Linked DNA regions of Mus musculus: all the other regions are linked to region 3. Evidence: chromatin loops called from intact Hi-C (ENCODE). Cell type or tissue: left cerebral cortex. All regions are shown on one strand. Each heading gives the region's core, and the rest is flanking DNA. Links, peaks and the distances in the headings are about the cores only. Region 1 holds the start of Ascl5 (achaete-scute family bHLH transcription factor 5). Region 2 overlaps Cacna1s (calcium channel, voltage-dependent, L type, alpha 1S subunit). Region 3 holds the start of Kif21b (kinesin family member 21B).

Region 1 (9,927 bases), core at 1,288-6,287, 78 kb after region 3:
CTTAAGGGAACCCCAGGATGCTGAGGAGGCCTCAGGATGCTGAGGGAGCCTTAGGCAAAAGCAGCCTTTGACCCTGAGTGTGTCCTCTTCTCTTGGGACTTCACAATAGATAGTTAGATTATAGATCTTCCCAGGTGGTTAGTATGCCCTGGAGTGCTGACTTGCCTGGTGATGCTGGCCAGCTTGCCCTCTTCTAGGGCACTCGCTATGGTATGGAATGGTCTCTGAGCTTCAGGTTTGACTGAAGCTCTGCAGCTCCAGGCTGCAGTACTATGCAGTAAACCATTCTGTTTTCAAGCTGAAAGGTCATATAACCGCTAAGGTGTGATTTGATATTCTTAAAAGCAGGCAGCTTCTTGCAAAATAGTGAACTCTGTGTGTGTGTGTGTGTGTGTGTGTGTGTGTGTGTGTTCATGCACACACACATAAGTGCTCATGTGGGTATGTACATGTTCATGCAAGTGTAGGTGCATGTGTACATGTGTGTACATGCATGTGGAGGCCAGAGGACAACCTGGGGAGATATCATTCTCCAGGAGCTGTTCGCCTTGATTTTTGAGCTAGAGTCTTTCACTAGGAACTAGGGTTCACTGATTCCACTGGGAAAGCTGGCCAGTGAGCCCTGGGGATCCTTTTGTCTCCACCTTCCCAGGGCTAGGATCATAAGCACACACTACCAAAAGCATTCAGTTTCTTAAAGTGCACATGGAATTAAATTATGAAGTCATGAAGCAGAGGGTGGGCCAAGAGTTCTCCCTAAGTCCATGGACACGGGTAATTGAGCTTCTTTTGTAGAAGACCCCAGTGGCACACAGCAGCATCTCTGACAGCAGAAGCTGCACTGCCCTGCCTTCGTTGAGTCCCACTCCCCTTCCATTCCAGGAACTCTGTTATTTCCATTTCCAGCAAGCACACATTTAGCACCCAGCTTCTCCCCAATTCAGAATAGATTGCCATGGAAACCAGCCTGAGAAGAGGCAGAAAGAGGCACTCTGGCCCTGGATATATGCAGATTGGCCTCCTCTCGCCAAACTCTGTGGTTTCAGTGCAGAGAAAAGCCCTGGAGTATGGGACTCCATTGAACTGTCCTGGTGTGTGTGTGTGTGTGTGTGTGTGTGTGGGTGTGTGTGTGTGTTAGTAGAGAGGTAGCTGAGCGCTCCTGGATGCTGAGCAAGTATCTCACCCTTGAGTCATATCCCCTGTCAGCTATTTGTTTCTTAGTAGACTTCTCTAGAAGTGTGCCACCCTGTGAATACATCTAACAGAAAGGGGCTGGATACATTAAGGATACATCAAGATCCAAGGGCTGGAGAGGTGGCACAGTGGTTAAGAGTGAGTACTGCTCTTGCAAAGGACCTGAGTTCAGTTCCCAGCACCCACATTGGGAAACTCATAACTGCCTTTAACTCCAGCTCCAGGGAATCCAATGGCATCTTCTAGCCTCTGAGGACATTATAAGTACCCACTCAGAGTCACACATGTAGGCAAAGAATAAATAAAAATATTTTTTAAATGTGCTTAAGAGCAAGTTCCAAAGACAGTAAGACCAGGGTATGAGGCCTGGACAGGAAGACCAGGGTATGAGGCCCTGTTGGAAGCTTATATGGGTGCTACCCTGCATGATGTACCTAGATTCCAGGGTTTTGTTTTATTTTTATCTATCTATCTATCTATCTATCTATCTACCTATATCTATCCATCCATCTATCTATTCATCTATCTATCTCATTTATTATCTATTTTTTAGACTAATATTATACCATAGAGATCACTGTAAAGATTCAATGATTCAAAGATGAAAACCACTCACTGCAGAATTTGCTGTGTTGCTGGTGAAGGGGCAGCAGAGAGTGGCACTGTAGCCCTGTAATGCCCTTTCTACAGATTTCTATATCATATGCCCCTAGCAGCTCAGTGTAGGCAACCTTCTGGAGTCTATCCAGGGAAGGAGGTTCATGCTCAGCACCCCTGGTTCACCTTGCTGAGGCCCAGCCTTCCACATCTGTCTTGGTACCACTTCTGAGAGTTCTTGGGAAAGCGCCATGAGTTTGCACCTGTTGGGTGCTTGGCACTGTGAATATTGTCTGACAGCTATCATGGAATTGGGCTGAACACGTTTAGTCTGGGAAGCTTCGGGGCCACTCAGTAGCTCAGCAGTGAGGACGCCAGTCTACGCTGTGAGGGAGCCACGGTAGCAGCATCTCCCACAGAAACCAAGTGACTCCCAGGCTGGAGCTGCAGAGCTTGAGAGGAAGGGTGGGAAGGCTTGCTTACCAGGCCGAGGTTCAGAGTGTTGTTGTCATCCTCTGGCATGGGCAGGTACACTGCCAGGGCCACACAGTTGGCAAAGATGGTGAGCAAGATGATGGTCTCGAAGGGTCTGCAACCAGGGTTAAGGAGAGCCCTGGAGCCATCTGTGGGATCTGTGGGGTTGAGGGCATGAAATTCCTAAAGGCCAGTCTGAATAGTCACTATAATGCTAAGAGAGAGTCATGTGGCGGGGGGCTTGTACCCCAAAGTGGCTCGGGGGTAGGGTTGGAGTTTGATTATGTTCAGGCTGAGTAGGATCGGGAGAGGGGGAAATGGGAGGAAAACCAGATTTTCAGAACTATGTGTACACACTCATGTGTGCAGGCTTGCACTCCCAGGACACCCTCCCCCCGTACGCCCCAGAACTATGTGTACACACTCATGTGTGCAGGCTTGCACTCCCAGGACACCTCCCCCCCATACTCCCCCCCTCCAGCAGCTAATTCATGAGGGCACTCTGGGTGCCACCCTTCCTGACTGGCTGGTCATTTAGAAAGCAAATGTGAGGAGGGAAAGCCAGGCAGAGTCCTTGGTGCATAGGCGGGGTGGGGAGCGAAAGGCACGCTATGTAGACAGATTTGGATAAAATCCTGTTTTCATCCCAGAAGCTTCAGCTTTTGAAGAGAGATGGGGGATGAGGGGGGGAGTAGCACAGAATAGATCTGTAAGAGAGTGGGCTCAAGAAAAGGGATGCCCTGCCAGGGGAAGCTGCTCTCACCAGAGAGGGCAAGGAGGAAGGGGGCTGGACGTGATGTGGCCTGGCAGAGTGTAGCAATGCGGATCAGACTCGACTCCAGACCCGCTGTCTCTCCATGGCTCCCGTATCCTTCCAGCTACTCCTCATTCTCCATTTTCCCAAGGAACAGCTGATGGAATCCCATTCCTCCAGAGCACGTCAAAAATATTTCAAATATTCCTGACTCTCTCAGAACCCACTCAACACGGGCCTCCTCTCTGCAGCCCCTCCTTACTCCCCCCAAATAGCCCAGATATTATCATTGTTATTTCCAGAACAAACCTAGAGAGAGATTGAGGTCCCTGTCCCCCAGGGTACTACTTCTGAGCTAAAACATCCAAGTTTGCTCGCCAGCATCCAGGAGCCAATAAGAGCAGGCCTCCCCTCGAATCCACTTCTCCAGTTCCATTTGTAACTGGGACTCTAGCCAGTGGAAGTTGTCCCTGGACTGTCAATCGTTTTCCACTCTCCCTCTGTGGAGGATTTCCTCAGGAGCTGCTCCGTCCTTCATCTTATTCAAAATCTTGGGTGGTACCCCCATGATGACAGAGACCTGAACACACTTAGAAAGACTCCTAAGAACACAGGCCCTCCACAAGATGCTCAATAGCTCAGTGGCTCTCCCCTATGACCCGAGAGTTGTCCTCAGGCTCCGAGAAGCCCCTTTCCATTGTGGCGGAGACCTCCCTTCCTGCTTTCGCAAAGGTTCCTTTTGCTGGTCTAGGTGTAGGTTCACCCCTTTCCCAAGAGCCTGGGTCACCCTGATGCTAAAAGTCCAAGCTTTGTGACCACCCCGTACCTTCCACCTCTGCCTCCCACCCACTCCCTGCTCCATCTCGCTCAGGTGCTAGAAAGGATACTTCCATTCCACGATGCTGATGCAGGCCTTCCTCAGGGGGTTCTGTAGAGTCAGGCAGAACAAGGCCCGCGGGGGCCTCGGCAGAATCTCAGGAACAGGTTTCTTCGGCTGCTTCTTCCTCAGGCCCTCGTCCTGGGGTGAGGGCGGCTCCATGGCTTTCCCTGACACCCCTCTCTTCCCCCAGCCCACTGCCCTCTCCTCCCTGTGTCCCCAGTGCCCCCACCTTGGGGACTGGACCTGACTGAGCCTATCCTGCTGAGGCAGGCAGACGGGTCGGGCGTGGGGGCGGGAGGATTACTCTCTCTGCTCCCAGCGAGTAAAATTAGCCCCTGCTGCCCAGCCCAGGCTCCTGCGGCCAGGCAGCTGTCATTCCTTCCAGTCCAGCCGGTGACATCCCCATCTGCCCCCGAGGAGGCAAGGGCTGGGTGTAAAGGGGTGACTTATTATATCCAGGCTTGAGACGGGGTAGGGGCAGTGGGAGACAGGAAGGCTTCACAGCTGGGGCAATGAGGGTCAGGGAGAGGAACCCGTGGAGTAGAGCCACAAACTCCAAACAGGTTCCTTAGATGGAGATTAAGTTTCTCCCCACCCCAACTCCGTGGCTCTGTCCAGAGAATGTGTTGGGTGGTGGCCTAGCTCAGCATAGCTCCACTCACACCAGTCTCAGTGTCTGTCAGGATCTGCCCAGGACCCTCTCACACTTGCCGCCCCCAATGCCTTCTTCTGGCAAATATGGAGCCCCTCTCCTACCAGAGGGAAAGGCTCCAGGCAACCTTGAATGTGCACTGCTCTCACAGGGCCCCTGGTCCTCCAATCCCTCACTAGACAATGTCTGTGTGCTTTCTCCCTAGAACCCTGGCCTCTCCCATATTCAGTCTCAGCATACACACTAATCTCTCTGGAAATGTTAGGTGACTGCACCAGCTAGCAAACATTGCAAGGTGGAGGGTGGGCATAGACAATAATTCAGGAATCACAAAATTCAACAATCCCTTTTTATTTAGTCCTTGATGTAAACACAATGTCAGTGGACCCTAGAAGCTTACAAGTCTTGGGGTGGGGGAGGCGTTAAGTCCAGAAGAGACTGAAGGGTGGGAGAGGGGAGGTGATCACTCGCTGTCAAGGAAGCCAATGGGCACCAGCGACCTCTCCCTCCCTCTCTCTCTCTCTCTCTCTCTCTCTCTCTCTCTCTCTCTCTCTCTCTCTCTCTCTCTCACACACACACACACACACACACACACACACACACACACACACACTTCCCCTAAGTCTGTCAGCTCCAGGGTGCTGAATGCAAGCAGCTGCCTGTCTTCACTTCCCTCGTCCCTCCCTCAGAATTCCTGCTCTTTAGAGGCCATCAAGCTCCTCGCTAGTATTTGAGGCCATCTTGTGGAAGGTTCAGGCATAACAGAAAGTGTGGCTGACTTCCAGGGGACTTGGTGTGGTGGACAGCAGAGCTTCGCTGAGGCTGGTCCAGGAGCTGTCCAGGGCTCTGCTCCTCACCGCAGACATCAGCTCCTGGGATCCGTATCTCGCCATCTCTACCCCAGGCCCTCACATCTGGCTCAAGTGGGTGGAGGTGGGATCACAGACCTCGAACACCACTGTTCTTTGTCCCGCACAGATGACCCAGAAGCCCCCAAAGCTGTTCCCTAGAGGGGCAAGTCCAGGCCTCTGGCCAGATCAAAGGCTGGGTTCCTCCGACTCCAAAAAAGGCGACGAGGAAAAGGGGGATCCACTGGACTCGGCCACCAAGGAAGAGGGCTGCGGCACGTTGCTGTGGCCCGTGTGGGCGGGCGGCGGGGAGGTGGCGGGAGGTGGCGCGCCGTCGGGGGTGGCGCTCAACAGCTCCTGCAGGTACTTGATGTAGCGGATGGCGGCGCGCAGTGTCTCCACCTTGCTGAGCCGCTTCTCAGTCAGGGCGCCGGGGAGGTGGCCGCGGAGGCGCGCGTAGCCCTCATTCACGCACTTGACGCGCTGCCGCTCTCGCTCGTTGCGCTTCTGGATGAAGGCAGGCTCGAACGGGTAGTCGTAAACCCCGAAGGCGCCGGGAAAGGGCACGTAGGGGAACACCCCAGTGTAGGCGTCGTAGTAAGGCGGCTCGGAGTGGCCGGGGTACAATAGAAAGGGTACGTTGCTCAAGGGTTCGGTGGCTGCCAGCGGCGTCTGTCCAGCAGGGGCCACGACACCTAGCTGCATGCCCCCCGGGGGCCCACGGTCCACCAGAGCTCGGCAGAAGTTACTGTTCATTGTGCCTCGTGGAGCTGGACCCAGAGTGAGGCCCTCTGAAAGGCCTCTGCACGGGCTCTGTGTGGTCCTGACAAAGGGGACAAGTCACATTGCTAGCACTCTGGGGTGCTGCGAGTTGCTAAGGCTTCATTTTGCCTTTTTGGGTTGGCTTGGACTCCTTAATGTGAGTCATAGCTCTGGACAAGTGCAGCAGCTAGCAGAGGCACAGCAGGTATCTGCTGTGGTCGCGCCTGCGGTGACATGTGTTGAGCAATCTGAGCACTTTCTCCCTCTTCCCTGCCTGGTCCTCCTGGACTGAGAGTCTTGCCTCTTCCTGCAGTCCAAGGCCGCCAGCACTGCCCCTGGCTCTAGCTGCGAGCCTCCATGACCAGATTCCCCCAGCGCCCAATTCTTGTTCCTCACTGGATCTTTTTGCAGGATCCCGGATCTGCGGGGGATGTGGGCAGAGGCGGAGAGCCCGTCAGCTCAGCAGAAGAGTTCCCAGAACTTTGCTAAAAGTAGAGAAAAGTGAACATATCACTAAGGAAAGGCCTTTGTGGTACTCCTATCTCCAGAAACAATCAAGAGGAAAGAGGGCGGGGATTTGGAGAACTGTTGGTCTGAGCTCAAATCTAGGGTTCACTCCTCAATAGTCAAGTGACATACATCTTAGAGTCAGAATTCCATATTTGGAGAGACAGAAAACATCCTTTATAGTTCCTAAGATGAGAACCAAAAGAGTACAAACACATTCCAAAGCACCCGGTACTTGGCCTGGCAGATAACGGCAGCCATTAATATCATTTCCTCTGAGAATTCAGATCATCTCCTCAAGGCTACCTTCCAGGGCCTGACAACTAAAACTTGAGACAGTCTACTGGGACAGGGGGTTTAGAGAGATGGCTTTGTGATTAAAAGCAGGTACTGCTTTTTACAGAGGACTGGGTTTCCAGCAGCCAGGAGCTCACAACTGCCTGTAACACTCACTATAGAGGATCAGAGTCCCTTTGCTTCCAAGAGCACTGTGTCCACCTGCACATATCCATACAGAGACACATTTAACTGTAATACCATTGTTTAACGGAGCTAATCGAACTAGCAGGAGGAGTTGGAGCAACTATCTCAAGTTAGCCCAAGCCCCTCTCTGGTGAATGAAAGATAACCCTGATTACAAAGCCCTGGGGGTTAGCTATTTCAAAGCTTCCTGCCCCGCAGACTGTTGTCACCTTCCCCTTCCCTGTCCCAGGTCACATGGGTCCAGGAGGACATATGGGTCTCAAACCCTCTTGGCTTTCTCCTCTATGGCACCTTACAAGGTGTCTTCTTTTTTTCTTTTCTTTTCTTTTCTTTTTTCTATCTTTTTCTTTCCCCTTTGGCTTTTGGAGACAGGATTTCTCTGTGTAACCTTCACTGTCCTGGAACTCACTCTGTACCTGGCCAAGCTGAGCCATGTCCCTAGTATGTAATAGATGCTTCATAAATCCTGTCTGAATAACCAAGAAAGAGGATTAGGCCAAAAACTGGGTTTGCCAGGGTGGGGCATAATTACACGTAGCCATTCCCTGGTTTTAGAAAACTGTTATTTAGGAAATAATTGGTCTGTGTTGAGTTTAAGTGCTGCCAGAGCTCATCAGCTGTGCATATCAGATTTGAGCACTATGCCCTGCCTCTCTGGCCCTGCTCCCTGTCCCCGTGTGTGTTCACAGTGTTCGTAAGTGTCCTTGGAGTGCTCGTAGCTCTGTTCTTCGTTCTACTCTTTGAGGACGATGCTCAGAGTTTACTGATGGGTGAGTAGTCGACCTGCATTGAGAGAGTGGGGGCATCCCGAGGTCTTGGCTGTGGTTCAGCCTTGTCTATCTGGCAGAAAAGAGCCAGTCCTCTCCCTGCCTGAGAAGCCGGTGGCAACCTCAGATTTTTGAGTGTCCTCTATACCCTCCCGCAACAAACCAACAAGGATCCAAAGTCTCAGAGTCTCACACTTGCTAGAAGGTGGAAGCTGACGTATGAATCATCAGGACTAAAATTCTTATCTTCCCGCTCTTTGTAGCTGACCTCTAGAGCCTCCCACCAATGGTAGTTTTGACATATAATAAGAGTCAGCTTTGGCAAGATTCTAGCTCTCCTGGTGGGGCTCCCAGGCCCCAGCCTGTGCTGTCCAGGTTGAGTATCTGAGAATTTACTCAGGACGTGAATCCCAGTGGGCAGGGCTAAAGCTTTTTCTTTTAAAGCTAAAGTCCCTCACACCATGCTGGGCACATAAAGATTGTTCAAGATACTTGCCAGGATTGTTCTGTGTCTTTAACTTTTTGAAATAGAGACTTGATTGCTTATATTTGATCTGACAGAGGGCAGAAGTTTATTTGTATTAATGACAATTTTAGGAACACAATTTCTCATGATTGATTCAACATGAGAACTTATTTTTAAAATAAATAGTGCATGCATTAGCATTTTTTTTTGTTTTTTGGGGTTTTTTTTTTTTTTGGTATGTAACTATTCAGAAAGGTGACTCAAACAGAAGCCCACTCCAGTCCGCAGACTTGCCGTGAAATAATGATAATTTTAGCTGTTATCCGTCATGATGTGTTCTAAGTGATGTTCTCTAAACCTTCTCAAGCTCTCACACCACTCTTGCGAGGTAGTTAATATTATCTAGTTTTGCAGGCGAGAAAACACAGACACATTAAGGTTAAGTCACTTGTCCTAGACCTTGTGGTGAGGAATCGTGACCTAATAAATGCTAATCAATCCTGCCCAACTTCCTCCTCTTCTGTGGCAGTTCTCTTGGTGACTGTGCCACCTGATCAGGGGATCAGAAAGGCTTGAATGTCCAGGCAGTGGAGCTTAATAAATCTGAGCTCCTGCTGGAGGGAGACCCCACTGCAGATTAAAGTTATCGCGCATTTAGGGTATGCCGACAGAGGTCACCCTGGTCACCCCGGGAAAGGTGTCTTGTTAGTGGTGGGGCATGGAGTTCCTTTTGGAGCTAAACATTATGATCTCACCCCTGAAACCATGATGAGAAAATCCTTTGTCCGAGTTTAGAAGCACACACCCACACCACCACCACCACCAACAACCAATCAAACAAACAAACAAATAAACAGAAGCAGTGGTCCCTTTCCCAACTTGTAAATCTATGAGGATCAGAGAACCTGCCCTTGGGCTCCCTGGTAGAAATGGCTGTCCACAGCGCCATAGTGTGGTGAGGAGAAAAATTGCAAGTATTTTTGAAGGCCCTGACCCTGTGTTGTCTTGGAGACTGAAGGTCCCAGGACCAGCCAGGAAGAAGCTGAGTGGATTTCTGTCACTCCACTATGTTTACCTTGAGTTTGTTAAATATACACATCACATAAACTTTCATTGCACATATATGTGCAATTACCTGTGTTTTGTTGTGCATGGAGTGCATATTGGGCGCCTTACTAGATGAAGAGGTGGTTCTGAAATAGTGCAGCCTTCCCTGTATATGTCGTCCCTAAATGCTTTGCTTTCTCTCTCTCTCTTCACTGGGGCTGGAGTTGGGGCCTGAGGTCAGAAGAAGGCTGAATAACTTTCCCACGGGCAAGCATGGCTCTGGAAGAGGAATGAAGTTCTTCACATTTTTGCTGAGTTTCCTATGGCTCTAAAGTACTTAGTGCACCGTGGTGCTTTCTGGCAGCAATGAGAACACTTCCTGAGCCTCCCGTCATTCAACTGCCCTAAACCAGAAGAGGCACTCTGTAGATGGAGATGCTGGCTTTCACCATCATCCCTCCCAGCCCTGGGCAAGGTAGTCATGAAAGCCTTTCCC
Region 2 (9,927 bases), core at 3,103-8,102, 69 kb after region 3:
AACAAGAAGGGGTCTGTAACCCACAGCTCACTAGCCCTATAACTATTACCCACCAGTACCCATTCCCAGTCAAGCACCGCAGGGCTAGGGAGGGCCTCTCCAGGAGCCTCTCGGGGACCCCCCCCTTTTATTATGATTCAGGATCCTTAATTGTGGGCATAACCAGATGGGGAACCTGGCCACCCCAGGAATGACTTGGAAGAAGTGGAAGGAGAAACAGAGGCATATCTGAGCTAGACCTGTTCTTTTTAATCTTGCCTCCCAACTGCTCCTCAGTTTGTAATCCCAAAGCTTTCTCTTTACAAAAATATAGTGTACCTATATGAAGGCACCTCCATACTATTCCATTAACAGGGCTGTTGCTAGGGCCCAGGTTGAGCATCATGGGGCAGGGGGATTGTGGGGCAAATCTTGGCTTTATACAAGAGAGTTGCCAGGGCCAGTGTGTCTATCATCCCCACTGAGAGAAATGGGGTGAAGACATTGTGGTGGGTCCCCTGAAAATCAACTGGGTGGTTTTCTCTCTGTGTAGTAAGCATCAGGTCCATCCCTCATGGGGAAGGCACATGTAAGGAGAGGGAAGTTAAGTCAGCTTGTAAATTTTCAGCCTGATTCAACCCCTAGGGGACAGACAGGAGAAGTTTTGTTGAGGGAAGGGAAAAGCAGGACTCAAAATAGTTGTGGTGCTCATAGGCTGGGCGACTGGCCATGTCACCCAGAGAGCTGCCTGCACCTGCTCCTGTCTGTCTGTCTATCTCTTGGCCACAGAGCAAGCTTGTAGGGGCTGTGGGCCACAGGTGGAGTCACTTGGGATTCATAGCCCATCAGCTCCAAGATCCAACTCTCTCTGTTTACCACTCTGCAACCTAATTCTGGAGTGCACACAGCATGACCCTCACTGTGTAGACATAGACCAGGGGTATTTCCATTCTTGCTCCATAGGGACAGTATTATCAAGGTTACATTGTGCTGGCCCCACTCCTCTCTAGAGGCCCACAGAGGAACAAGGGCTATTCAATCCCTGGGTAATTATTATTAAGCTTGAGACTAAACCCCTGGGCAGGGACTGGCTGGCATCCTGTAATCAAAGTCATAGTCTCTCTAAAGCATTTTCATCATTGTGTGTGGGAGAGCCTGCTGTCAATCACGGAAGGCAGGAGACACATGGTGTACATTCTCACTGGCTGTCTCAGTTCCTTGTGTGTAAAACAGCTAATTCAGGGGTGGTTAAGAACACTGGCTGTTCTTCCAGAGGACCTCAGTTCAATACCTAGCACTCACATTGTGGCTTACGAGCACCTATAACTCCAGTTCCAGGGGATTCAATGCCCTCTTCTGGCCTCAGTGGACATTGTATACACACACACACACACACACACAGGTTAGACACCTATACATGTAAAATAAAATAATTTTAAAACTGATATAATTGTGCCCCCACCTCCAAGAGCTGTCCTGAGAATTAAGTGGCATCCTGTAAGAGGGAGAGTCCCATAGCTTACAGGTCTTCTACATGCCTTGCTCTTTGGGGAGGGGTCGTTCTGCTTGCACCATGGCACCCACAGTCCTCTATTGGTCTTCACAGAGCTGCTGGGTTGGGCAACATCAGTGACTGGCACATCAGGAACTCAACATGTTCGAGCCTGGACCTCTCTTTTCCCTTGAACCAACTCTTCCTCCTATGTCCCTGCCTTGGCCTATAGTGTCCATTTACTCAAGGCAGGGTCTTTCCGGCCTCGGATCCCATCAGATCCAGACATTTCTGTTGCTCCCGCCTGATCCATCCATCTCATCTCCGTTGGAGCTGCTTCTGCCTGCAGAGCAGCCCGCTCACTCTCCCTGATCTGCAGTCACTTGTCCCCTTCCGTGCTCCCTTCTCCCCTAGCCCCGCTCTACCCTGGTCACTTCAACTACTCCTGGTCACCAACATCGATGTAGTCTATCAGGTAAAACCATAGAGTAGGTGATCCCTTACAAACGACACCGCTGGCCTTGACTGCTGGCCTCCCCACTGTCCCGCAGGACCCTGACCTGCCAAGTGAGATGATTTTCAGATTCTCTGCATAACTTACATCCTGAGCCTTCACTTACCTATGATCATGTGATTTCTCTGACTGCCTCCCAGGAGAATCTGCCTGAGGTGTCCTCTGTATTGCCTGTGACCCTGTTTGCTTTCCAGTGCCTCTGCTGAGTTGCAGCCTCCTAGGACCCATGTCATCTTCCTCTGTCTACTGACTATACGAGGTCAAGTATCTTTGGCCACAAGAACAGGTGAGAGGGACCATTGCCTGTTAGGATCAGGATTTGGGGAAGATGCTAGGGTTTCTCATAGAGGGGCTTCTTGGGGTGAGTTCTAGGAACCAGGAAAGGTAGAGTTTGAAGACTGCATACTTCTACCTGCTGCTGGGGCTAGCTTTCCCCACCCCCCTCATATCTAGTTAAAAGAAATTTTGGCTCAGGGCTTAGACCCTTGCTGTTCCTTCTTCATGGAATGCTGCTCCTGTCTTCTTTCTGTCTGGTCCCAGCTTGTGATCGATCCCTTCTGGGTTACCATCCCTATTTCCTAGCTCCTATCTGATGACACATCACTTTGGCTTGGTTTGGTTTTTAGCAGACTTCAAGACTTAATTTACCAACCACCTGCTTATCCACCTAACTGTCCCCTGACATAGGACTCTTGGCTCAGTTCCCTGCGGTACCTGAAAAGGTGCCTGACAGGTGTGGTTTTGGACAGTTTCAGGACCTACTGTCTAAGAGACAAAGTATGACTCAGGTGGCCTGCAGATGGCTGCTACCACTGAGGCAAGAGGAGATCACTGGGCTCTGAGAAAGCTTTGTGAAAAGCCCACAACCATGCTCAGCTTCTAACTGCAAGCAGATGACCACTGTGGGTTTTCAGGCACACAGCAAGTCCCGTGTGGCACAAGTGAAGTGATGTCACACAGCAGAGCAGATTGGAAGTCATAAGCAACAAATAGGCTCTGATACCAGTCTAGGGGAGATAGTCTTTGATCCTGGGTCAGACTCTTGGCCTTCCTGCCTTCCTGAGCTCTTGGGAAGACTAGGAAGCTGCTTGTGAGGTAGAAACCTGAATGGCTCCATCACCAGGTACCAAAGGCAAGAGGGTCTTGTCCTCCCACAGAAAGGCCTCTATCGGAGCTTTCAGGGATGCACTTGCTATGTAAATCTGAGCACAGGCCTTGCATCTGTGCCATGTTATGCTAGAGTCAGGCATTCCCAAAGTCCCAGTCAGAAAGAGCAAGGTTCTCGATGATGTCATTTGCACTGCCTCTATCCCTGATGACTCCCACTCCTCTATTCCCCTGATGACTCCCACCCAGGCGTGCCTGAGGCTTTGAGAGAAGATGATGGCAGCCAGCCAGACTCCTCTGCAAAGGGAATTGCCCAGAATAGTCTCCCTATCTGGGCCACACGGCCAGCTATCCCCATCTCTCCTTCCCTTGCCCCACCTGAAGAACCATGGTCTGGTCTGCCCTCCTGTCTGAGGGAAGGTCTTCCGTGTCCCCCATGAAGGGTTCTGGAGTCGACAGAGTCCAGTGGAGCTTCTGGGGAGATGCTAAGATGCAGCATCAGGTGGAGAGGGCTCCTTCCTTAGGAAGCAAGCACAATATCTGCACAGACAGGAAGCTTAGAGGAGCCAGAGGTGCTAGACACACAGGGTTCACTCAGTGGGGCCTGATTGCTTCAGGGAGACCAAAGAAATTATCTCATGGGAATTTGGTGCCAGGTAGAACTTAGGCTGAGTGGTCAGCAGGGGTCAGCTGGGTGTCCCCACACATCCCTTTACACCTGGATTCTCCAAGCTGGTACTCGGGGGCAGGCCTGGTGGGACCAACACAAGACACTTCTATAATGGTAATGGCTGCCTGTCTCCTGGCTTCACCCTTTCTTGCTTTTAGGAGCAGACATCAGGGGATGGCTTATTGTTGTTGGAGATGTCTGTGGCACGGTACTGTGCATTGGTTTCTTATGGTTGGAGATTCACCCCAGGATGAGAGGTCAATAGAGTGGGGTTCACAGTGGCAAAGCTCTGAAGGCTCCTGAAAGTGGAGTCCATCCCATTTTGATCTGGTTCCTGCCCTAGTAAGAGTAACGAGTGTCCATGACTCCTGTGACCTTAGCATTGGAAAAGGCACAACTCAGAACAGACAGGGGGTCAGGGGGAGGGGAGGTCACAGTCACCAAGAACAATTGCAGCCAGTGATTTCTGCGCTCCAGGCTCAGGGGAGGCATGGAGTGGGCTCCGAGAACTCAAATGGAGGTTCCCAAACGAACTCACAGGGAAAGAAGACAGTGTGAACTGGGGCTGGGTCCTGATGCAGTCCCCATATTTCCTGTTTCCTATATGAGAGAAGCAAGATATGTTCTTGCTTCCCCCCTCTCCCCCCAGGAAGAAGAGAAGCAAAGAGAGGTTCTGCAGGGGACCTGGGCTTTTGTCTCACTCCTGTCCCTTGCCAAGACTTCTCTGGTGAGCCAGCCTGCTGGGCTGCTGCTCAGCCACCCTGTCCACTGATCTCTCTGGTCCTGGAGTCTCCCTCACCCTTATTCGGAGGTGATGGACAATGACCAGTTGAAAGATGAGGGAAGTTGCTATATTTATCTGGATGAACCCTTGCTCAGATGGCCATGACCTGGATGGGTCACTCATGTCAGTCTACATGGGAGGCGGGGTCTTCATCCTCCTCCACACTAGTTTCTTCAGGTCAAGTGGGCAAAAATGTTGGGACCCTGTAGCTATGAACTCGAGGCTGAATGATGGGGGTGGGGTGCGGGTGGGGGCAGCGTGGCAGGGAAGCAGCAGGCCTAACCTAGAAGGGCTGAGGACTAGGCTGTCTTGGGTGATAAAGAGAATAACAACAGAGCCTGTTAAGCAGCACTCACATGCCAGGACCTGTTCTAACCACACACACATACAAACACACATACATACACACATATGCACACATACAAACACACATACACACACACACATACACACCTACAAACACACATACATACACATACATACATATACACATACATACACACCTACAAACACATACACACACATACACACATACAAACACACATACACACATATACACCCACATACACACACATATGCACACACATACACACACATACACTTACACATTCACACATACACACACGAACACATACACACACATACACACACATACATATACACGCACATACACACACACTCACCCCACACATACATACACACACATACACACGCACACACATACACACACATACACACACACTCACCCCACACATACATACACACACATACACACGCACACACATACACACACACACACACACATACACACACACTCACCACACACACACATACATACACACACATGCACGCGTGCGTGCGCGCGCACACACACACACACCCCAGATCTTCAGTAATGGAAGTCCTACACAGTAAGCGCCCTCACACCCTGCTTATGAGTAAGCCAAAGCACAGAGGGCGATGTGCTGCTTTCTAGAATCACACAGCCAAGTGGCAGAACTGAAACATGTGCAGAGAGTATAAGTGGGGACCCCACAGTCTCAACCACCGTGCCGCGGTGGAGGGGGAGAGACATCCACATGCATTTGTTGGATCCTGCCCACAACTGTACATTGTCCCTGCTGGCCTGGGCACAGCATGACTTTGGCTGAGAGCTATCAGGGCTGGAAGAGCAGAGGAGGGAAGGAATGGGCTCATTGTATAATACCTACGTACTAGGCTTGTGTGAGGTCACTTCACAGAGACCTAACAGTTCTGAAAGGGGAGGTACCCGCCCCTGCTTACAGGAGGGGCAATGGAGACTGAGTTTAGGGGACGTGCTAACAAAGGTGCAGGCTTGTCTGACTTGAAAGCTCTTTGGCTTCCCCTGGCGTCCCCAGAAAGGCTGCAGAGTATAGCACATACCAGGGACTCGCCCAAGGCTTTATTGTTCAGTCCCATCTGCTGCACTGGTGGGAGGGAGACAGATTTGGCAGGGAACAGAGTGTCCAGAAAGGGACCTGAGCCCTTGCCGTGGAGAGAGGGTAAGCTCTGGGTGGGGCAAACACCATGAATCTGTTTTATTCTCATTGTTCCTTATTGGGAGCTCTCTTGCACCATCAGGAGCTTGCTGCTGAAGGTCCCTCTGTTCTTCAGAGTGGGTGACCCGGTCACTAGATCCCCAGATTGTTCTAGAACAACCTGGTTCTGACCCTCTGAAAGCCAGGCCAGAGCAGAGCCCTGACAAAGGCCCAGCCTCCCCAGATGGTGGAGCAGAGCGGGCCACTGGTTACAGGCCTCAGCAGGACATTCTGGGCCCTATAAAAAGACAAATACCCTGGCTGCCAGAGGCTTAGCCTCCAGCCTGCAGAGGACGCTGGGTGGCAACCTGAACCCCAGGAATGTGGCAGAGGCCTGGAGTGTCCTGTGATGGCTTAAGGTAGGCTGATCTGGAGTGGAGAAGGGACTAAACGGGTGGCAGTCTGGAGAGTAACTCACAGTGCCCATGTAGGAGGCAGTATCTCCTGTGACTGTTAGGAAAAACATCCAGAACTTAGAAGCAGAGCGCCAGGCCATTGTAATGTCAAGGTGGGACTTTACTAATTCTTAACATGTATTATTTTGTTAGTTAGTTAGTTATTGGAGGAGGGTGAGTGTGCCACTGTATGAGTGTAGAGGCCAGAGGATAACGTGTGGGAATTGATTCTCTCCTTTCACCATGTGGGTGGGTCCTGGCCATCTGACTTGGGGCAGCAGGCCTGGCAGCAAGCACCCCTACTCACTGAGCCATCTGGTCAGACCCACAATGGAATATTTTAGGAGTTATTTAACTGTCTAAGGCAGGGTCTCTCAATCTCAGCCTAACTGGCAATGGGGTCAGATGATTATGACTGTCCTGTACCATGCAAACATATATACCCGTACGTGCGTCTACTCCTCTACTCCATGGTTCTAGACATTGCAAATGTCCCTTGATGGCCTGGAACACTCGTTTTGTTCCTCCTTTGGAAACCACTGCCTTGAGGGACGTTCCTGTGTTTCATTCTCACTACTGGGTCCTGAGAGAAGGACTATGTAGAGACATAGCCCCCGAGGTTAGTTTTTTTGCCCATAGGCTGCGTATACGCCACTAGTCCTATTGTGTCCTTCATTAACCCTCCTCCTCTAGCTCCCTGTGAACCAGCCTCACCCTCCTGCTTATTCTCGTGAGAGGATTCATCGCTGACACATGCTCTTTCTCAATCAGTTAAGGCTCACTCTGTGAACATCATACTTTGACCTGAGATTGCTTTGAAAGAAGAGATTATAGAAAAAGCAATCTGTTTATAATTGGTAATTAGGGATGCTGGTCATCATGGATGGTTTTCATGGGTCCCTTAAGGTTGGCCAGAAATACAGCCACAGCCCTCTTGAAAAGTGCCTTGAAGCCAGGCCAGGGGCAGACCTCTTTCAAAGCTTGGGTTTGGGGCAAGACAGGAGAGTTTGGGGCTGTGCCAGCCACAGCCCTATCCCCCACAGCAAGGTTCTCTCCTGGCAAGTCAGTCCCAGAGGTTAGATCGGACACTCCGAGCATCTTCTCTGTCCTGAGCAACAGTTTCACAGTCAGTAGAATCAGGATTACAGTGAGAGGTCAGAGCTCTGATTGCTTCCTCCCCTGCCCTCTCTCTTCCAACGCTGACTGGTCTGCAAAGGACACAGGCATGGTCCAGAGCCAGTTGGACCAGGCAGTGATTTAGCCTCTTTGCATCTGAGGTGATGCTAACTGGGAAGCATACGCACTAGTGGATAGAATGGAGCCTTCCGCAAACACTCAGTGTTGCTGTTGCCCATGAGGAAGTCTGGTTGGACACACTGGATAGAATGGAGCCCTCCAAAAACACTCAGTGTTGCTGTTGCCCATGGTGATGATGGGGAACTAGGAAGGCTGGTCGGACACACTGGGGCCTCAAAGATGAAGGGCTAAAGTGAGCAGGTATAGATTTATTTCTTCCCATTACCAGGAATCGAACCTAGGACCTTATGGATACTAGCCAAGCATATTATCATTGAACTACATTCTCTCAACAGAAGGAAGGATTTTTTTTTTTTTTATCTGACATAATCATTTGGCACAGCCACTGGAGATTATATCCTTGGATTCTAGAATAACCTAAGGATCTAGTGGCCAGGGCCTGCCTGGCTGGGTCACCCATTCTGAGGAGCATGGAGACGCTCGACATGCAGCTCCTAATGGTGATGTACAAGGTGCTACAGGCCAGAAGATCCTCATCCACACAGAAGCCTCTCTCAAGTATACCAGGTTATTCCACCACAAACAAGGCTACTGGGGAATGTGGAAATCATACAGTATGTCCAAGAATGCATCTCCATGTGCTACCCCTTGTCTGTTGTGTATTCCCATAACTCCGTGCCCTGTCTGGGCTTCAGTTTCCTCTTCTGTTTGGGATCTGTGGCTTCCCTGCTGATATACAATAGGCAGAAGGATACTTCAGGCCCAAATACAGGTCTGGTACTCTCATGGAATGCTAGAGAAGAGAGAGAGAGTAGGAGAGGATTTGGAGGAGACAGCCTGTGGAAGCCCATCCCCTTAGTCAAGGGCCAGGACACTCAGTCATAGCCATGGTGCAGCACTCAGACTTGGCTTGTGCAAGGCACTAACAGGAAGCCTTTTTTTTTCCTGCCTCACATCCTAGCCGGTCTGGCACATGCCACAGCAGGAGACCTTTGTCACCAAATACTCCACCCTGCAAAACCAATTGTCCACGGTGTAGACACAGGCACCTGTAACCCAAATGTTTGCTTTTGAACTTACCTTATTCCCCAAGCTGCCTTTCTGAGTGTTACTACCACCTGTCTGTCCCCTGCTCTGAAATCCCAGTGCCATTTTTTGCCTTCCCTGAGCTCTGTCTCTATAGCCCCCTTTCGTGAGTCACCTTCACTAGTCAGCAAGTCCCATCTGGTCAATTCATAAATCTTTCTCAAGGCCACCCTCTTATCCGTCTCTATCCCCAGGGCCTGTTTCAGTTCCTGCAGGGGCAGCGTTGTGTGCCTTTCCTAGACCCCATCCCACATCACATGAGGGTCTGAAAGGCTTTTGAAAATACTACCCTGGTGGGGTGGAGGGATGGCTCAGCAGTTAACAGCACTAGCTGTCCTTCTAGAGGACCTGGGTTCAATTCCCAGGATCCACATGGCTGCTTACAACCATTTCCACGTGGAATAAAAATAAATACATTTTTAAGAATGCAAAACCCCTTTTCCCATGTAACTCCTTCAACCCAAGCCCTCTTTCTGCTGAGCCTTCCTGTAGTACCAGGAACGCATACGCCCACCCCTCCCCTCTCCCCTCAGCAAACACTGGGGTACCACTGGGAGTGAGAACAGAGGTTGGGACTCCATTCATGTGAAAATGGAAGATATGGAAGATTTTTTTTTCAAAAAGTAGGAAACCCCCACTAATAAAGTTACTAAAACAAAACAGAATCTATCTTTTTACACGTCATCTTTAATGGCCATGGCTATGTCGTTACCTGTCACTGGACCATTGTATGGGTAAGGTCAGACCTTCTGCTAATGTCTCTTCTACTATCCTCACCACCAACAGTCACCATCCTGTGGCCCAGCTAGATATGAAAAAGGGGAGCCAGGTACATCTCCATCACATAAACCTGCTACTGCAAACAACCATAGTGAACAAGCAAAACTGAAAGGCATCTAGCCCTCCACTCCAGTGTCCCCAGATGGGGGCTGGGACTTAGACTCTCAGCTCTGCAGAGCAGCCCACTGTGTGGGCTATGGCAGGGCCAGACCAAGGTGGGGACATCTATACCATCCTTCCCACTCCCAGGTTCTGCCAGGGAGTCCAGGGCCCCAGGGAGGGAAGATCTAAGCGCCTGTGCTTT
Region 3 (9,093 bases), core at 1-5,000:
GAGTATGAATCAAGGGGGAAGGCCTTTGTTTGGCTCTCTCCGGTAAAATGGAGTCTAAAGGAAAGACCCCATGGATAGAGCACCCCGTCTCCTGTCCTGTCAGTCCAGGTTCACACTGGTTGGAGGTTGGGCTTCCATTTTCTTTTTACGGCAGGTAGCTCCCCTCTCCCCATCTGCTGTAGATGCCATATTGACATGTCTCACTCCCACCCGGCCCATGCGTGCTCCCCTTCCCTCGACCTCCAAAGGTTCCTGCTGCAATGTCAGCTTCAGTGGCAGCCTGGCTCCGCCCCACCAGCCCACCAGACACCTGCAGGGCTCCTCTTTGTCTCAGGCTGTTCAGTGCCAGGCAGAGTGTGTGCACGGGTGGTGTTCTGACTGCTGTAGGAGCTGCTGGACCAGCAGCCCTCAATCTCCCTCCCTCAGCACCTGAGCTATTATATACTAAGCCTCCGTGCCTTCTCTCTGGATTATACAGAGTTGGGGGGTGGGCATCTGCTCTGGGGCAGGAAGAGAGAACCTATCTCATCGATTTCTCTCATCTTGTCTATGAGCTTCTTCCCAGGATCCCTGGAATCTGGGTCATCTCTGACCCAGGGGATTTGAACACTTGTCTCAAGGACCTACCCTAGAATTTGACTGCTCCCCTCCCCCACTCTATAAGGCCAGAACCAGAGATGTATGTTCCTCAGTGCATCTGTGAGTTGGTGACCAGCTCACTCACATTGCTACTCTCCCACTATGTTCTTCTTAAAGAGAAGACCACAAAACACAGTCGGGAGAGCTGGTGGGAGGCATCTTCACTCTCTGCAAAGAACAGAGAGTTCAACTTTGTAGCATTTCCTGTCCCTGCACCTGTGTGCCCCTAGGAAAAGAACCCACTAAGTCCCGTCCTCTTTCCTCTTAATGTCTGCCAGATTACTTCTAATACCTACAGATATCGGGAATGGGAATCCAGATAAATCTAGGGGCCCTTCCCCCCTGCTCAGTTTCACCTTTGTGCCTGTGAATGTAGCATTAGGGTCCTGTCACCCCTTTCACCCCTTCTGGATTAGTCCCTCGGATACACCTTTTTCTTCCTCCCTAGCACCATCTCCTCTTGGGGCAGGACCAGCAGGGCTTTCTCCAAAAGCCATTGGCACCCCGTGGAAAGCCAAGGCACCATTCCAACCCTTTCATGGGTCCCACAACCGATCTTTGTCTGTTGTATCCGCTCCCAGGATGGTGAGCTGGATCAAGAGCGTAGAACTGGCTAACTGGGGTAGATGGGGGGAGGGGGGATTCCCTCCTATACCCCAGAATGAGACAGCAGCCTCATGGGGAGGACAAGAGGAAACACACAGACGCTCCGGCCTGGGCCAAAGCTGGGTGTGAAATACCGGATTTCCTTGTTTATTCGATTTTCTGATCATTAAGTGCTCCCAAGAGGGGCCAGAAATTACCACCCAAACAAAGCCACCTTCCATCAGTCCGCTGGGCCGCCGCTCCCCTGCGGCAGCCGGGCCAGCGCGCGTCGGCCCCTCCTCCTGGACTGCAGACTCCAGCTCGAGCGGTGCCCGCGCCCCCCGCCCGAGAACACGCGAGACAAAGCTCGAACCCCTCCTCGCACGCCCCTTCCCCGCCATCGACCCTTACCTGACGGCCACTTTGACGCAGCAGTCGCCCTGGCCAGCCATGGTCCTCCGGCACCAGGGTCTGGGCGCGGATCAGGGGCGGGGGTCCGGGGGCCACTGCTCCAGGCAGCGGCTGCGGCTGCAGAAGGCGGAGGCAGGGACCCTGCTAGCGAAAGCGACCTCGTAGGCTGGAGGTGACATGCTCGCAGGAGGCGGCAGAGGGGCTCAGCCGCGGCCGGCCCCACGGGGCTGGTCCCATGCGTCTCCTCCAGCCATCGCGCGGAGGTGCTGAGCTCGTTGACAGCGGGCAGTGAGACCCGCAGCTCCCTACAGCGCGGCACACGCGCGCGCACACACCTCCCACCCGGACCGCCACCTCCCGCCGCAGCGCGAACAAAGGGGGCGGGGGCCGAGCCACCTCAGGACCCACCCCCAGCCCCTCAGAGCCGCGCAGGGCCCCGCCCCTCCCAGAGGCCGCCAATAGAAGGCCCCAACGAGCAGCAGAGGCGGGACTTGAGCCTTTAAAGAGACCTCTTGGCTCCCGTCCATCGGGTGGCTGGGAGGGGCGGGGTAGGATTGGAGGGCTTGGGAGTGAAAGCGGGAGTGGCATGATGGACTCGTCCCTGGGAAGTTGACCATTCGGGAACCACGGCCCTCGAAGTCATGGTACCTCAGTCTCAGTGGGATCTTCCTTTCCTAAATGAGGAACGGGACTCAAAGAGGAACACCCCAAGGTCATACAGCGAGTCTGTGGCTAGGCATGGGTAAGAACCTGGTCTCTGGGCTGGGCGGTGTGCTGCACCTCAAAGCATCTCATAGAGATGAGCAATTTGCAATTTGAAAGAGTCAGCGAAGTGTCCCTTCTGCATTTATTTCGGTAAATCCGCCAACCTTTATTGAAGGGGATTCTTGTTGATGTGGAAGTAAATTTCCCCACCTCCACTCTGCAACATCTTTAAGCTCATAGTTTGCTTTGATGGCTGACTGGCTCAGGTTCTCCTCACTAAACCAGGGTCCCACTAACCTTTATGACCCACAGGGCCTGGTTCACACTCTTTGTGACAGTGGGGGGGGGGGGCGGGTTGTGTGTGGGGGAGTCGATGTGGGAGGCCAGATCTGCCTGGGAAGTAGTAGGAACAAAGAAGCACTTGACTCCAGATACCTGGGAGAAGCTAGAAGGCAAAGGAGGCCAGCGCTGCCATCAGAAATGTATATAAAGGATTAGCCCAGGAGACTTTTCAACACAGGGCTATGAGAAAGGAGACCAGTAATGTGAAGTCAAGTCCCATTCCAGTTCACCCCTGCACCCTCCCAGCCCCACTCTTCTCCCTGCCCCCCAACAACCAACATTAGGACCATTCACAGGGCCCCTCACCAGCTGCCCTCCCTTCCCAGGCTTCACCCAGCTCCTTCCTCTGGAAAAGGCCCAAGAGGAGGACCCAGCTGCAGCTCAAGATGTGGATGGAGACCTCTGGGGGAGGGGAGGCAGGGGAGTCTGGCTCCAAGCTTCTTGCATCAGCCTCAGATGATGAAACCCTGTGAGACGTCTTGGCTGGGATGTACGTTAGGGTCCTGAGGATCCACTTCTTGGTGCCATCATTCCCCACTCCCCACCCCCATCTGTGACTGCTCCACTCGGGAACCCAGGTGCCTGTTTGGAATAGTTTTAAGGGAAAATGTGAAAGTTAGGTCAGCTCATTCTTCCTACCCTCGTAGCAAACAGGAGGAGAGCCAGAGCCCCAGAGAGGTAGTGGTGATGGTGGTGTGTAAGGGGTCCTGGTGGGATCCTATATATTTTATTAATATTAGCATCTGAAACCCAAAGCCAGTGAATCAAATTCCTTAGAGCAAGAGACAGTGTTGGGAAATTGGGACGCTGCTCCCTGTCTTCTAACAAAAGGAGGATGTGGAGAGCTGAGCGGTGCTTACACGGGGAGGTACTTGGTGCTTTTGTTCTTGTTTGTTCTCCTAACCTTATGAGCCAGGTTCTAGCCTTCTCCCCTACCCCCAATTTTGCAAGTGGGGAAATAGTCTCATAAGCAACACACAGAAGATCTGGACTTCTGCAAGTGGTTCTAGGCGTCCCGATTCCTCTAAGGGATTCCTCTAAGGGCGTGCCTGTGGGGAAGGGAGCTGGATTGGCCCAGCTTTGCCCGGGGGTGCCACAAGCAACAGGCTTAGCTCTCCTGAAAGATAATGTGTTTTTACCTAAACTGTTCCCCCTCCCTCCCATCCCTGGACTTCTTTGGTACTTAACTCTAGCTTCCTGTTTGCCATAGGTCTGCTCAGACTTCCAGCAGTAGGTGACCTTCTGACTCAGAGCTCCGCTGCTGGGAAATGCCACCAGAGCTTTCCTCTCTGTGTCTCCTGACATCCAGGGTGTGCAGCTAGGGTAAGCAAGGAGGCCCATGGCTGCGGACTCAGGCCTCCTAGCCATTAGGGTTTCAAGGTTCCAGTTGCCCCAGCCACCCCAGCAGCTCCCTCTGGGGTTAGCAAGCAGGAGCTGGGTGGCTGAGGTCCAGACCCTGACTCCTGGGCTCTTCTGTTCAGGAGTGAGGGACTAACGGGGCTGAGGTCATGTGGGGATCCAAGCTGAGAAGGAGGCTTAAGCTGCCATTTGGAGAGATTTAGATTAGTTCAGGGAAAGACTAAGACAGTCTCTGCCCTCTCTGAGCTCTCTCCAGCGTCAATAACCACTGCTTCTTTGCTGTGTTCCCACCTCTGCCCAGCTGCTCTTCTTAATGAACCTTGATGTTTCTCAGGATCAGCTACTGCATGGAGCCCTCAGTGCTACACACACACACACACACACACACACACACACACACACACACACACAATTTCTCAGGATCAGCTACTGCATGTAGCCCTCAATGTTTTACACACTCTCTCTCACACACACACACACACACACACATACACACACACAGAGGCTCACACCCATTTTTCTCAGGATCAGCTACTGCCTGCAGCCCTCAATGCTGCACATGCATACACACACACACACACACACACACACACACACACACACACACACGGGTGGGGAAAAGGCTAAGCCCCTAACTGGACTCGACTATAAGTCTCAACTTCTATTCTGAGTTGAGTTCCTTCCCCCAGGCATCTTGGGTCCTCCATCATTTTTCCTGACAGGAGCTGTGGGCGTCTGGGCAGATGGGAACCTCGGGGAGGTGTGGGGAGCCCCCTCCAAATCAGGAAGCTCCCACGCAACTGTAGTTAAAATACTCCAGCAGTGACTTGGGGCAGCCATCTGGCCTGAGCTCTCTTAGACACATTCCACTTTTTTAACAGCAGTGCTATGGGAACAGATAAAAACATGGAAGGGATTCCTATAGGTACCAGGAATGTCCCCAAAGGAGGTCTGAACTTGTGTCTTCTTTCTGTGTCCCCTACCCCCTCCTTCAGGAACAGCATTGCAAAATCTAAATAAGCCTTAGTGTAAAATGGTGGTGGTGGATACAGAGCTCAAGACCTCGAGTTCTAACCCCAGGCCCACCCCAGCATCTGCGCTTGGATCTGTGGGAGCAGGCCTCAGTCTATCCTATAACAGTGTCCTTTAGCAGATGTCCAGCTCCAACCTCCAATGTCCAGCCAGAAGCAGGGCCCAGCGCTTCCCACCCGCAAGAAGCTCAGGACCCCAAAAAAAGATCCATTGAGCTGCAGACTCAGGAGATCTGAGTGCAGACGTGAACTGAGCCTCACTTCCTGTGTTTAGAAGGAGACAGACTTGGCCACAGAGGAAACCAGAGACTGTTATAAATAGCAAGGAAGGCAGAGAGCTGCCCATGGATTTCAAACATCCATCACTCCTAAAACAAACTCTATTTTTGGCTTCAAATAATAATTAGGATTTAATTAATACTCTATGTAACCTCAAACATTCTCTCTCTCTCTCTCTCTCTCTCTCTCTCTCTCTCTCTCTCTCTCTCTCTCTCTCTCTCTCTCTCTCTCTCCTTCATTCTATTTTTTTCTTCTTAAAGCAGAGTCTTTCTGTGAAGCACATGCTACCACTAAAACTCATGATCCTCCTGCCTCAGCATCCAGAGAACTGGGATCATAGGCACACCCATTGTACATGTTTCTTTTTGTTTGATTGTTTTGGTTTTTTGAAACAGGATCTCTCTGTTTTGCCCTGGCTACTCTGAAAGTCTCTCTGTATACCAGGCTGGGGTTGAACTCAAAGATCTACCTGCCTCTGCCTCCTGAAGCCTGTGGTTAAAAGCATGCAGCACCACCACCTGACTGTACATGGTTCTTAAACATGGTAACTTTACCCACCCTTCTACTCTGCTGTGCCTGCTAACAGTATCGATGTGGCCATTCTCATGGTCACCAGTCTCCATATCAACATCTAGACTCAAAAAGAACCCCCCAGGTCACATTATTCAGCCATCTTATTTTTGAATGAAGAAACTGAGGCCCCAAGAGGGAAAGAGATTTGTCCGAAGTTGCATAGGATGGTAAAGCAGGGGCTGAGCTGCAAGACTGGAAGTTCGGTTGCTGTGCTGCCCCTGGCAGCATGATAAGACCCCAAGGCTAAACATCTGAAATCAGCCTGTCATGCGTTTATAGTCCTGACAAAACTTTGGTCTGAGTGAAATAACGAAAGGCAGTCCAGAGGCTGAGTTGTGATCTTCTGAGTCACGGAGGTCTGGGCTCACATCCAGAACTCACATCCACATGATGAGCTGTGTAACCCCAAGTCGGTGATGTAACCGAGCCCAGCATCAGCTCCCACATCCCAAAGCGAGACGGAGCACGTCCTCATCTCAGGACCATCATGGAGTTGCAATGGGGGGAGGGAGGATGCACATCAAGAATTCCACCCAGTGCTTGCCTCAAAGTAGATTTCAGTCCTTCACATTGTTTGCGGGTTCTCCATCTTTTCTCCAATAGACTCTACCTCTGTCTGGCCAGAGGGGTAGGTTTACAAAAAAAGATGGAGAGGGACTCTCAGGAGTGAGCAAGAACAAGGTTGTGAAGATGAGGTGTCATTAGTGAGGGGCCGGGGTGGAATTCAGTGGTAGAAGGCTTGCCCTGCATGAGTGGAATTCTAGGTTCGTCAGCTAAGCCTTTGGCGTGAGATCTGCTGGGTGGATCGGCAGATCTGCAGGAACTTAGCTGCCCTCTGCTGATGACATGGCAGCACCTTGGGCTTTCCAGGAGGAGGCCTTAGCCTTGTGCACCCTTTCCTACACAGGTAACCATGGCCTGCCTCCCTGGGGGCTGGGCCCCTGAAAGGGGAGAGTTCTCACTCACCCTGTAACCACGCTGGATGTGTCACACACGTTTTCACCTAACCCTCACAATCATCTCTGGGGTACACCATTATCGTGACTGTTTTTCAAAAGAGGAAACAGGTTCAAAGGTCACTTGGCTAGGGTAGTAGTCATTAGTGTGCTGTTCCTGTATTTCCCGAACTCTGCCTTTCCAGCACAGGGCTCAGGACTACATGTCCTTACTCCTCTGATAGTGAGGGACCATGTGACTTGAACCAATAAAAAGTGAAGCTTTGGGAGGCACTGCCACTGTCACACCTGTACTGTTCACAGAGCATAGATGAGAAATAAACTTTTCTTGTGATCAGCGGCTGAACGTGTAGGTCCTGTGTGGTCCTGGCATAGCCTAACCTACTCTGACACAGTTGGTAAAAGCAGACGCAGAGTCTGGAGATCTCCCATCTATAAAGATGCCAAAAGGCCCAAGTGATTTCCAGGGCCCTAGCCTGCATACAGGTAGAAGCCCCCTTTGGATTTTGGGCTATTGAGAGGTGGATAGAAGAAAGTCTCTCTCTCTCTCTCTCTCTCTCTCTCTCTCTCTCTCTCTCTCTCTCTCTCTCTCTCTCTCCATCCTGATTTGACTAAGATTTTACTAAATTTCCTGGTCACTGGGTTGTGGTGATTAAAGACATACACGGCTAAATATTAACCCTTTGGATCCCATGGCTACACTGGCTGTGCTGTTCTACTGCCTGGGCGTCTTCAGGAACCACCCTGAGAAGTCACTGGAAAACACTAAGGACCCTCTGCCCCCACCAGTCATCTCAGTCGGAATTATTCCCAGGTCGGATATCAGGACATATCTGCATTTGTCTCTAGCTCAAAGATCGTTCCCTTGGGACTTAGTTACTCCTCCATGAAACAGAGCCGCTAAAAAGGGTTATGGTTGCTGCTCAGATATTGCAGGACTAACCCATTCTAGAGCATAAAGACCTCAGAGGCACAGGCAAGATATTAACGGATACTTTTTCTGAATGTTGTAGCGAGCATGTGGTGAATGTTTGAGTTTCATGCGGCAATGCAATGCTTCCAGCTCCTGGAAGGAGAAATAATTATCTCCACAAAGCAATCCAGTAAAGTCATGCTACAATCACAGAGCGCGATTCAAACCCAAGCAAGCTGACGGGGACTCCATCTCGTGTTGAGCTGCCGTGAAGGAAGAGACTGGATCTGCCCCTTGACAGCTGATGGGCTATGAAAGCGAGTAGAGCACCCTAGGAAGTTGCCTGCTTTGGGTGTGTATGGGGGTGATGACATCAGCTTTTGCTATAGGCCCAAATGCTCACTGGCAGGGAATGGGTACAGAAACAGACCTGCTCACGACGGAATCCTATTCAGCAAGGAAAGGGGGTGACCTACTGGTACATGACTGATGCAGAGTAGATGAATCTCAACTGTACTCCGGGAAAGAAGCAGACCATAGCACATGCTCCCTAACCTCACTGAGAGGAACAGCCTAGAAAATATAGTGACCCTAACGGGTCAGAAAACAGATCAGTGGTTGCCTGGCAAAGCGAGGGATATAGGAGTGGTAGGGGGCCTGAAGAGGTCAGGAGGGGCTGCAAAGGCGCACAAAGAAAGTCTTTCAGATGGTCTTACATAGATCTCTGGATGTATCTCTGTAAGGCAAAGCAAACCATTGTACGTGTTACATATGTGCAATTAACTGTTAATTTTACCTCAACAGCACTCCTCTGTCTGCAGAGGTCAAAGGTCATCATCTGGTATCTTCCTTAGTTGCTCTCAGAGTCTCTCATTGAACTGAGGTCACCCTATTCGGCTAGGCTGTTGGCCAGTGAGCCACAGGGACCCACCTGCGTTCACCATCCCCCCCACTTTCCTAGCCCACCTACGTGGGCCATAGTCATAGTACCCAGCTTTCCACATGGGCACGGGGAATCTAAACTCAAATCTTCATGCTTATCCAAGCACTTTACCAACAAAGCGATCTCTCCAGCCCAATGGAGCTATTTTTAAAAGGTAGCTTGCTTCAGCTTCCGCTTTGCACAGAAGTGCAGATTGGTTGGCTTATCTGGGGTCATAGAGACAGAGGACAGCAGTTCTCAGCCCCTGAGGAACTCTCTCCCTTGCGCCACATGTTATAGGGCTCAAAGGCCACCCCCCACCCACCCACCAGAGGGAGGCAGTGACAGAGAACATGGCATAGAACAGGAGAGGGATGC

Evidence for each region. A loop is a pair of places that touch in the nucleus more often than their neighbours do. Peaks named below come from ENCODE experiments on the same cell type or tissue, not always from the same donor. Only the 100,000 strongest peaks of a DNase experiment are listed, where the experiment ranks them.
Region 1: a loop joins it to region 3, with 4 times the contacts of the local background. A loop is called at or near these places in 6 of 42 quality-filtered maps.
Region 2: a loop joins it to region 3, with 2.9 times the contacts of the local background. A loop is called at or near these places in 6 of 42 quality-filtered maps.

What each region holds. Positions count from the first base shown.
Region 1 is chr1:136,047,032-136,056,958 of GRCm38, reverse strand. It overlaps Ascl5 (achaete-scute family bHLH transcription factor 5), which reads right to left and starts at 6,155. Exons shown (of 1, transcript NM_001270609.1): 1 at 5,589-6,155. The coding sequence starts at 6,155. The coding sequence ends at 5,589. It overlaps Cacna1s (calcium channel, voltage-dependent, L type, alpha 1S subunit), which reads right to left and starts at 4,148. Exons shown (of 44, transcript NM_001081023.2): 1 at 3,907-4,148; 2 at 2,275-2,380. The coding sequence starts at 4,058. In left cerebral cortex, for the core only: a CTCF peak has its summit at 5,300 (motif pointing left); DNase peaks (open chromatin) are centred at 3,536, 4,073, 5,286, 5,887 and 1 more place; H3K4me3 peaks cover 890 bases; H3K27ac peaks cover 3,397 bases.
Region 2 is chr1:136,057,624-136,067,550 of GRCm38, reverse strand. The region is part of intron 2 of Cacna1s (calcium channel, voltage-dependent, L type, alpha 1S subunit); the gene reads right to left. Among named protein-coding and RNA genes, the nearest start is that of Cacna1s, 9.8 kb to the right of the region's middle. In left cerebral cortex, for the core only: a CTCF peak has its summit at 5,913; DNase peaks (open chromatin) are centred at 3,348, 5,536 and 5,932; H3K27ac peaks cover 884 bases.
Region 3 is chr1:136,124,305-136,133,397 of GRCm38, reverse strand. It overlaps Kif21b (kinesin family member 21B), which reads right to left and starts at 2,008. Exons shown (of 35, transcript NM_001039472.2): 1 at 1,636-2,008. The coding sequence starts at 1,676. It overlaps Gm15850 (predicted gene 15850), which reads left to right and starts at 2,215. Exons shown (of 3, transcript NR_046170.1): 1 at 2,215-2,377; 2 at 3,893-4,005; 3 at 5,615-5,679. In left cerebral cortex, for the core only: a CTCF peak has its summit at 2,061; DNase peaks (open chromatin) are centred at 1,283, 2,099, 3,049, 4,819 and 2 more places; H3K4me3 peaks cover 2,849 bases; H3K27ac peaks cover 4,485 bases.